2 separate regions of the Homo sapiens genome follow, and region 1 is linked to region 2. The links are chromatin loops, found by intact Hi-C in ENCODE. Cell type or tissue: IMR-90. All regions are shown on one strand.

Region 1 (5,000 bases), 150 kb after region 2:
ACTTTAAAGAGACTATTTCTGCTTTTCTTTTTTTTTTTTTACGCTGATGTTTTTAGGCCAGTATGGTGCATTCTTTGATTGAAGCATATGCACTGCATAAGCAGATGAGGTAAGTTGTCTTTCTTGAACATAGCCCTGAAGCTAGGTGTTCGTAGCCTTAATATCCTGCTTCACAGTGGGGCAAGGAAAAGAATGGTCTTTTGAAAAAATTATTTTAGCTTTCTGTGAAAGTATTCACAGTGTTTGTAATCTGCCTGTAATCCCAAGAAAGCTCTTGAAGAATTAAGAAAACTTGGGGGGCCGAGAGCATGGCTCACGCCTGTAATCCCAGCACTTTGGGAGGCCTAGGTGGGTGGATCGCCTGAGGTCAGTAATTTGAGACCAGCCTGCCCAACATGGCAAAACCCCGTCTCTACTAAAAATACAAAAAAATTAGCCGGACGTGGTAGCGGGCGCCTGTAATCCCAGCTACTCGGGAGGCTGAGGCAGGAGAATCGCTTGAACCCCGGAGGTGAAGGTTGCAGTGAGCCGAGATTGCACCATTGCACTGCAGCCTGGGCAACAAGAGTGAAACTCCGTCTCAAAAAAAAAAAAAAAAAAAAAAAAAAAAAAGAAAGAAAGAAAGAAAAAGAAAAGAAAACTTGGGACAGGGGAGTGGAAAGTGCAGGAAGCAGTTAAGGTTCATTAGAAATACAGCTCGATTGCTTGGTTAAGTATCCCAGGGGTAGGTGCAGTGCATTGTGGAGATTTTGAGTACATTTGGGTATTAAAACCTGTCTCATACAAAAAGGTGTTCAGCTAGGAGGTGTTCCATTTTTCTTTTGATTTCGTTTCATTCTAAGCCAGATTTGAGGGTGTGAGTTCAACCTAAGACTTTTAGACAACCCACCACCAGCACCAAACTTTAATGGGTGAGGCTGGAGACAGATCAAGACCAAAGAAGGCCGGGCGTGGTGGCTCACGCCTGTAATCCTAGTACTTTGGGAGGCTGAGGCAGGCGGATCATGAGCTCAGGAGATCAAGACCATCCTGGCTAACACGGTGAAACCCCGTCTCTACTAAAAATACAAAAAATTAGCCGGGCGTGGTGGCAGGCGCCTGTAGTCCCAGCTACTCGGGAGGCTGAGGCAGGAGAATGGTGTGAACCCGAGAGGCGGAGCTTGCAGTGAGCCGAGATTGCGCCACTGCACCCCAGCCTGGGTGACAGAGTGAGACTCCGTCTCAAAAAACAAACAAACAAAAAAGACCAAAGAAAACTGCCAAGACTGCGCCAGAACTCAAGAGAGAGCTAACTGTTTCTTCCAAAAACATGAACTTGCTGTTTATTGCCATTTCTGTATTTGATGTCGTTATAAGAGCAAATATAACCCTGCCACATATAGGATTACTTATGACAATTTCTGGCCAAATAGGTGAGTGCTCATACCAACTAGTGTGCTATGCTTCATTTATCTCCCAGAAGGTAGTGTAATAATAGGCTTTCAGATTTTATCCTTATTATTAACAAAATCATTTTGTACCTTTTAAAGGGAATTTTTAAGCCTTTTTTTTTTTTTTTTGATGGAGTCTTGCTTTGTCGCGCAGGCTGGAGTGCAGTGGCGCGATCTCGGCTCATTGCAACCTCCGCCTCCCAGGTTCAAGCGATTCTCCTGCCTCAGCCTCCCGAGTAGCTGGGACTACAGGCACGTGTCACCACACCCATTTTAAGCCATTTTTTAACCCATATGGTTTGGTTAACATAGTAACTATATGCCTTCCATTAAAGTTATTTAACATTTCAAAAAATTATTTTATGACAAACAAGATATCAAAGCAAAGCAAAACTGTCCAGTTTGCTTACTGTTAAATAGGGAGGTTTTCAGTAAGTGTTTTTTAACATTTACCAAAATAAATGGAAGGGTACTAGAAGAGGGAGCTTTTAGGACTGGGAAATACGGTCCGAGATATTACAAAATTTTTATTTTAATGGGTAGATTTTTCACCTCTGGTGGTATAGATTTGTCTTCTTTAAGAAGAAGCAAGAATTCTTGGGTCTTGGCTATGTATTTCACTTTTGAGGCCAAACCACAGGATTTCTTCCAGCTACCTTGGTGATAGTAGTAGCCTGTATAGTCGTATTCATTCATCGTAAACTCATGGCTGTGTTCCCATTCAGCAGACATTTAAAACCACTGCTGCCTCCCTGTGGCCCAGGTCAGGGCTCCTTCAACTTGAATGTGTATATGAATCACCTTAAAATGTGTCATCTTGTTTAAAAATCATCATGTTAAAATACAAATTCTGACTCAGGTCTGAGGCAAGTCTGAAGTTCTGCATTTCTAACAAGCACCCAGGGAATGCTGATGCTCCTGGTCTATGGACCACCCTTTAAGTGGCAAGGGCTAGAGAACAGTAGTGGCAGCTGTGGGGTCAAGAAGAGGAAATGGGGAATAGGCAGCTAGAGGTTAGATGTGGTAAGGCCTCTTATTGGGTTAGCTCCCTTTATTCCCTCACTCGCTTCTATTTGTCATTTTTCGTGAGGAGTAGGTTGAGAGGTTCTGAGTGAAGTCCGGTTCCAACCATTTTGCCCCTTCTCGCCTCGCTCTCAGAGGCAGATAGGAGGGTCCAAGTCTAGAAACATTACATTTTGGGTTGCCCATTTTTTATCTGTTAATAGAATGATAGTTATCCACCAAGCATTTTTGTATGTGTTATCCTTTTATCTTCACATAAGTCCCATAAAGTTCCCCATTTTACAAATAAGAAAACTGAACTACAGAACAGTTGACTTATCTGAGGTTATAGAGCTAGTAAGTACAGAATTAGGACAGGAACCCAATTCTCTGACTCCAAATCTGACTCCAAATTCAAAATGCATGATAACATAGCTGCCTATTAAAATAAAGATATAGCTGAAAGGATTAGATAGCCCAATTCGCAACTGGTTCAAATGAAAATATCCCTGCCTACTAGTTTGTCCTGAAAGTTGTAACTCACAGGGTAAAGTCTGTCTGATACCTGATTATTTGTTTAACTTGAATATAATTACTTTTGTTTACTTACCTATAAACTCAAGGGAAAATCTATCTTCTTGCCCCTTATTAATAGAGTCACTACTGTAGATGTGAGGCAGTGAAGACCGCACAGTGCAGTGGAAGAACAGAATATGTTTATTACTCCAGCCTATTGGAACCAGAAGTTGAGACGTATTTTCTTCTCAGACTGCTGGCTTCTGTTTCTAGCTTCTGGCATACGCTGGGTCTGACTCACTGACCTCTCTTTGTTCTCTCTGTTATTATTAGGATAGTTAAGCCTAAAGTGGCCTCCATGGAGGAGATGGCCACCTTCCACACTGATGCTTATCTGCAGCATCTCCAGAAGGTCAGCCAAGAGGGCGATGATGATCATCCGGACTCCATAGAATATGGGCTAGGTAAAGTCATTACCAGGCAGTGATGGGAGATGGACAGACTAATTTTTTTTATAACTTGTATGATTTTTTTAATATTTTTCGTTAAGAAATCATGTGTTAACTGTCAATCTTAATCTTTTGGTTTAGCCACATATAACTCACTAAACAAGCAAACCATATGAGTTGAGCAAAACCACATGAAGGGTTAGATGAAAGAAAACCTTTCAGTTGCTTATGCCCTACTGGCAGTGCTCAGATCTGGTCTGGCTGTGTATATGCTGATTTAGCTGTCCTGTGACCTTATATTTTAACTGGAGTACAGATTTATGTTCTGGCTAAGTTTTTGTACCTCACCCCTCATTAAACAGCTGCATTTTTTAAAACTGTAAGTGACCTGCAGGATAGTCTAGAAAAACAGCATGGTTTAGCAGAGGAACATTGAACTGGGGGGTCAACAGAGCTGGGTCCCAAGCCTGGCTCTGTGTGACCACTGACAAGACACATCACCTCTCAGGCTTGGTTTCTCTATCTGTAGCCTGTGACTAGTTCATCAGGAGGGTTTATCCTTTCTAGCTCTAACCTTTTAAAATATTATATCCCCAACATTGGAGTTGTTTCTGTCTCAGTTGGAGCTGATATTAGCACAGTGGCTTTTTAGTAGGTTAGGTTGTTGTCACACCTCAACCTATTCCTCCTCTTTTTCCAGTTCACCTTTTAACCAGCTCTTCTGATTTTTGCCCTAAGGTTATGACTGCCCAGCCACTGAAGGGATATTTGACTATGCAGCAGCTATAGGAGGGGCTACGATCACAGCTGCCCAATGCCTGATTGACGGAATGTGCAAAGTAGCAATTAACTGGTCTGGAGGGTGGCATCATGCAAAGAAGTAAGAAAATGACCTTTCTGTTTTCTGACTCTTTCCTTGAGTCAGTTTCTCAGTTATGTAAACTCTTATGCTTATTGTATTGACATTTACAGAGAGACGTGTGTGTATGTGGCACTTTACAAGGCATTCTGAAGAAATCCAAGTGAAATAGAAAAAAGATTACCTAATATAGTGGAAAGCACACTGCTCAAAGTCAGGACACCTGGGCTCTACACCTAGTTTTTCTAACTTGGCTAACTGACTTGGACTGATTACCCTCCCTAGGCCTCAGTTTCTTCATCAATAAAATGAACAAAGGATACAACTAGACAGTCTCTAAATTCCTTTTCGGCTTTCTAGAAATTCCCCTGTCTTCGAGGGACTTACAGTCTAGAAACATTAACAAAATTAGAATAGAGAACAACATTAGTTATGGTACCAATGGAATATATGTATGAGCTGAAGAGACTTATCAGTAGAAAGAAATTAATCATGGAAGTCTTGGCAGAAGTGAATTTTAGAGCTAGTTCTTAAAAGAAGTGGCAAACAGATTTTTAAAAAGGTGGAAAATTGACGCTAATAGGTTTAAAACAAAAGGCTGAAGAATCAAGAAGAGGGCTCATGCTCCTCTAATGAAAGTAGCAACCCAGAGGTAGATGTCTCTCAAAGACAAAGGGCTTGTGAAAAGGCTCTTCCTAGGTGCTTCTTGGAGTTAGAGGAGAAGTCCTTTGGAGTGTTTGTTTG
Region 2 (5,000 bases):
GAAGTTTTAAACTTTATGAATTTTAAGAAATTGGTATGATGAAAAAATTTCAGTAATATAAGGGAGCAACAAGAAAATTGTCTCAGGAACTTGGAAATACAATTTTATTTGAGAGTCACACTATAAAGTGAATGTACAATGAATCAAAGAGAAAAATCACCTTCATGAAACATAATGCCTTCCACTGGCAAGTCTTGTCTATAAGTCGTTTGATGATTTTGACATATGTAAGGAAAGAATGTGCCAGTAAGCCATGGAAGTGGAGAAAAGAGAGAATCAGTGAGGCCAACATGGACACAGCAGACTTGTCAGTTTCTCCATCTTTCCAATGGGATTAGCAATAGTGCCTACTTCATAGAGTTAGTGTACAAAGCAAACAGCACCTGGTATGTAGTGAGGCTGCACATTATTAAAGGGAGGGAATGTGGTGGTCAGGCCAATATAAACGGTGTCATAGTTCTATTTCTCATTATCAAACAGCATCCTGGTTTTCATACATCAGGCTCCCGTGAGGTAATCAGCACGAGTCAGCCTCCTGACTCTGACTGGTTCTGGGACACTGAACAGATCCAGTTTCCGAGACTGCAAGACTCAAAGTCCAGCCTGGACCGAGGTTGAAAAAGCACCAAGGCAATGCCATCCAGCAAGACCTCTTGATAGCCAGCCAGTAGTCTTTTGTAGTGACACCCTACCTTTGCCATACCTAATCTACTCAAACTTCTAAATAGCTTGAAGGGGAGTGGGGAAGGTCTATGCAGAAGAAATAAAAGAGCTGGAAAAATAAATTAAAATATTAACAGGTGTTTGTGCGAAGGAATTATGGGTGATTTTAGTATTTTCTTTGTTTTACTTTTCTATACTTTCCATGTTTTATTTAGTGTGTATTACTTTAATATTTAATATAAATATATTTAAGATTTAACATAAATATAAATATTTAATGTTTCATAAACATGTTTAAATCATGGTGAAGCGAAGAAAAAGAGAGGCTCTAGCTTGAAGGAGGCACAAGGGTGGAGAAACGGCTTCTGAGGCTACAGCTGAGGGGAAGATGTCAGCGAGTTAGGGGCAGAGCAGGGATGATCCAGATGCTAGTTCAAGTTCGAGACCAGCCTGGCCAACATGGTGAAACCCCGTCTCTACTAAAAATACAAAAATTAGCCGGGAGTGGTGGCAGGCGCCTGTAATCCCAGCTATTCGGGAGGCTGAGGCAGGAGAGAATAGTTTGAACCCGGGAAGTGGATGTTGCAGTGAGCGGAGATCGCGTCACTGCACTCCAGCCTGACCGACAGAGCGAGACTCCGCCTCAAAAAATAAAAATAAAAAAAGATGCAAGTCCAAGATGCACTTGCTTTCCATGGAGAGACTTTTTCTTCCACTGTGCACCTAGATTTTGAAGTGGCTTGTTATTTGCCAGTCATTGCATTTGCGTGGCGAATCACTGCAATGGAAAGCATCTCCTTGAGAACTCTAAGTGTGTCACGATATCTAACTATATCACTGGCTGTTGAACCTGAAAGTCCCATATTTGAGTTCTTAAACATTCCCTCCTTCCTCATCATCATTACCAAATTACTAGTCATCTCCTAGGTGCCTGCCTCTATGCTAAATTGGGCGGAGGTTTTGGGGTGGAATGGAGGGAGCTTATGAGGAGAGAAATAAAAAGATAAACGAAAATGCAAAGTCACCGTGGCCTGGATGAGGTGGCTAAGGAAGGTTTAGAACTTGAAGTCAATCGGTCTAATTTTCTTATCCCGCGATTCAGGGAATAGGTGGTACTTAAGCAGAGCCTTGAAAGGTTTGCAAGGTTTGAATAAGCAGAGAGCAACAGGTGGGGGATGGAGGGAGGAGCCGGAGATGAACGGAGCAAAGGCACTGGGGTCCAAGCCGGGCCGCCCCAAGGGTTGCAGACTGATTCCACGAGGCCAGTAAGCAGCGTTATCTGCAAGCTGCTGCCTTTTTTTTTTCTTTTTTTGAAACGGAGTTTCGCTCTTGTCTCCCAGGCTGGAGTGCAGTGACGCGATCTTGGCTCACTGCAACCTCCACTTCCAGGGTTCAAGCGATTATCCTGCCTCAGCTTCCCGAGTAGCTGGGACTACAGGAGCGCCCCACCACGCCCGGCTAATTTTTGTATTTGTATCGGCGGCGGGGGAAGCGGGGGGGGGGGTTTCCTCCATGTTGGCCAGGCTGGTCTTGAACTCCTGACCTCAAGTGATCCGCCCACTTCAGGCTCCCAAAGTGCTGGGATTACAGGCGTGAGCCACCGCACCCGGCCACTACAAGCTGCTTTTATTATTTTATTTTTATTTTATTTTTTTTGAGACGGAGTCTTACTCTGTCGCCTGGGCTAGAGTGCAGTGGCACGATCTTGGCTCACTGCAACCTCTGCCTCCTGGGTTCAAGCGATTTTCCCGCCTCAGCCTCCCGAGTAGCTGGGATTACAGGCGCGCGCCACCATGCCGGGCTAATTTTGTATTTTTAGTAGAGATGGGGTTCCGCCATGTTGGCCAGGCTGGTCTCGGACTCTTGACTTCAGGTGATCTGCCCTCCTCAGCCTCCCAAAGTGCTGGGATTACAGGAGTGAGCCACCGCGCCCGGCCTCCAAGCTTCTTACGCAGCCTTCCTTCTCCACTTTATTTTCAGCTGAATATTTGTTGCCTCAGCCTTGTGACCTACGTGCGCACGAGGGAGCCATCCAAAGCAGTTATAGGATCTCTTCCAGCTCGAGTCCTGCCAACGCCGCCTTCTGGGGCTGCCAGCTCCCAGCTGTTCCCCGCACTGGCTTCCTCAGAGTGCACCACTGCCTCCTCCCTCCCAAGCCCGCAGACTCGCCAGTTACTAAGGAGTAAAGTACCCTAGGGAGTTCCTGTTTGGTTGGTCTGGCTGGAAGTGAGGCGTGTAATCTGAGCTTTTAAAGTCAAAATCTAAAATACAATAAAGACCCAGAAATCCAAGTCTTCAGACCTGGAACACAAGCGTGTCTTTCAGTTTTGAAGTTCACTGTAGGTTCCTTTATAAAACTAGTCCTGTAGAACGAAGGAGAGCCTCCCCAACATCCTGTGTGCACAGCAAGTGTGGAAAACTGAAATAGTGATCTGAGGTGTTTCGAAAATAAACCTCGGAAAGCACATTGCCTACGGTGACACATTCTCGGCCCCGGGGCGGGCGAGCCCCGGGGTCGCAGCGCGCAGCTGCCAGAACCAGTCGCGCCCGCCCCGCCTCCCGCTCGCGTCTCCCGCAAGGTGGAGGCGGCGCAGCGGTCGTTGACCTGTTGGCGGCGGCCGGGCGGGAGGCTGTGGGCCGCGGCGGTCTCCCGGGGTTGAGGGGAGGATGCAGGAGTCACACGCGGAGGCCGGACTGGACTAAGGGGGCAGGAGCGGCGCCTGGGGCGCTGCGGCGGGGCTCTAGACCGCGGGAAGCCAGTGCTAGCGCTGGCGCGTGGTGGGCCCCTGAGGCCGCCGGAGTCCGGAGAGGTACGCGGAATCCGCGGCGCCAGGCCTGAGCGGTGGGAGGGCTCTGCGGGGCCTGGTGTTCAGGCGTCCCACCACGAGGGTGGAGCAGCGTTGGATACTTGTTCCTTAGGGACCGAAGGCTCCGGTGGCACCCGGGCTATTTCTCAGAGGACAATTAGTAACGTGTCGCCATGAGGAGCCGGAGTAACTCCGGGGTCCGGCTGGACGGCTACGCTCGACTGGTGCAACAGACCATCCTGTGCCATCAGGTAACTGCAGGGGTGTCTCTCGTAATCACCGAGCGAGGATGTAGCTTGTCATAGCTTGGACGGAGACCTTGGATGAACTCCGTGCGTGCGTGCGTGTGTGGGTGTGTGTGTGTGTGTGTGTGTGTGTGTGTGACGGAGACCTTGCATGAACTCCGCGTGTGTGTTTGTGTGTGTATCTGTATCTGTCTGTAGCAGGTTCTCCCGCCCCTGTTAATTATATATTTTTTCTGCTGGTTTTTCATTGCTAGTTCGCTAGTTCATTCTAACTAGAAAGGTAAAACTTTCTTTTAATAATACCCATTATAAATGCACTTAATAATACCTTTAATTGTGCCTTTAATAATACCCACATTTCAGACTCGAAAGGCTTCAGCCACCGCTTACCCCTTATTCAAGATAGTATTTGCAAAGGGCACAAAGTTTCAGTTATAAGATGAGTAAGTTCTGGGGATCTGATGTACAGCAGCATGGTGACTGTAGTTAATCATACTGTACTGTATACTTGAAATTTACTAAGAGAGTAGATCTTAAGTATTCTCACCACACCAAAAAAAAAGGTAGCTGTGAGGTAATAGATGTGTTAATAAACGTCATTTTGGTAATTTTCCAATGAATACATAAATCATCATGTTGTACTCCCTAAATATACACAATTTTTAATGTGTTGAATATAGCTCAGTAAAGCTTGGGAAGGTGGGAAGATAGCATTTGCCTGCAATAGGTCAGAAGAAGAGGAGGTTATAAAACTCAAGAGTGGAGAAGTAGAAGAAAGACCAAAGTCCCTAAAAAACCCATTTGGAAGATTCTGTTTCCTGATGTTAACACCTATGGTTACCTTCCTGCCCTCTTTTTCTTGACCTTGCAGAATCCAGTGACTGGCTTGCTTCCAGCCAGCTATGATCAGAAAGATGCTTGGGTCCGAGATAATGTGTACAGCATCTTGGCTGTGTGGGGTTTGGGCCTGGCCTATCGGAAGAATGCAGACCGGGATGAGGATAAGGCAAAGGCCTATGAATTGGAGCAGGTACTCAAAATAAAAATACAAAGAGATCTGGAGCTATGTGTGATTGGGGGTTGGGGGCAGAGTGGGGACTGAAGGAAGTGAAACCCACCAAAAGCTAAGAGAACTGTATTTTGCCTTTCCCTCTTTCATCATCTTTCTGAAATTATATTCCAGAAAGCTTTCCTGTATTGTACTGAAGTGGTATTCTTGCAGTGGAAACTTGAAACTTGCTGATTTGAGGGAGAGGGAACAGTCTGTTCTGTTACAGTGGAAAAT

What was found. A loop is a pair of places that touch in the nucleus more often than their neighbours do. Peaks named below come from ENCODE experiments on the same cell type or tissue, not always from the same donor. Only the 100,000 strongest peaks of a DNase experiment are listed, where the experiment ranks them.
Region 1: a loop joins it to region 2, with 6 times the contacts of the local background. A loop is called at or near these places in 4 of 110 quality-filtered maps.

What each region holds. Positions count from the first base shown.
Region 1 is chrX:72,567,166-72,572,165 of GRCh38, reverse strand. It overlaps HDAC8 (histone deacetylase 8), which reads left to right. Exons shown (of 11, transcript NM_018486.3): 2 at 57-109; 3 at 3,282-3,412; 4 at 4,136-4,277. Among named protein-coding and RNA genes, the nearest start is that of HDAC8, 3.2 kb to the left of the region's middle. In IMR-90, a CTCF peak has its summit at 2,196 (motif pointing left); a DNase peak (open chromatin) is centred at 2,165; H3K4me3 peaks cover 183 bases; H3K27me3 peaks cover 312 bases.
Region 2 is chrX:72,712,524-72,717,523 of GRCh38, reverse strand. It overlaps PHKA1 (phosphorylase kinase regulatory subunit alpha 1), which reads left to right and starts at 3,218. Exons shown (of 32, transcript NM_002637.4): 1 at 3,218-3,721; 2 at 4,587-4,745. The coding sequence starts at 3,644. RefSeq lists enhancers at 1,941-2,929, 2,930-3,914 and a silencer at 3,088-3,237. In IMR-90, a CTCF peak has its summit at 2,739; a DNase peak (open chromatin) is centred at 2,823; H3K4me3 peaks cover 1,416 bases; H3K27ac peaks cover 767 bases.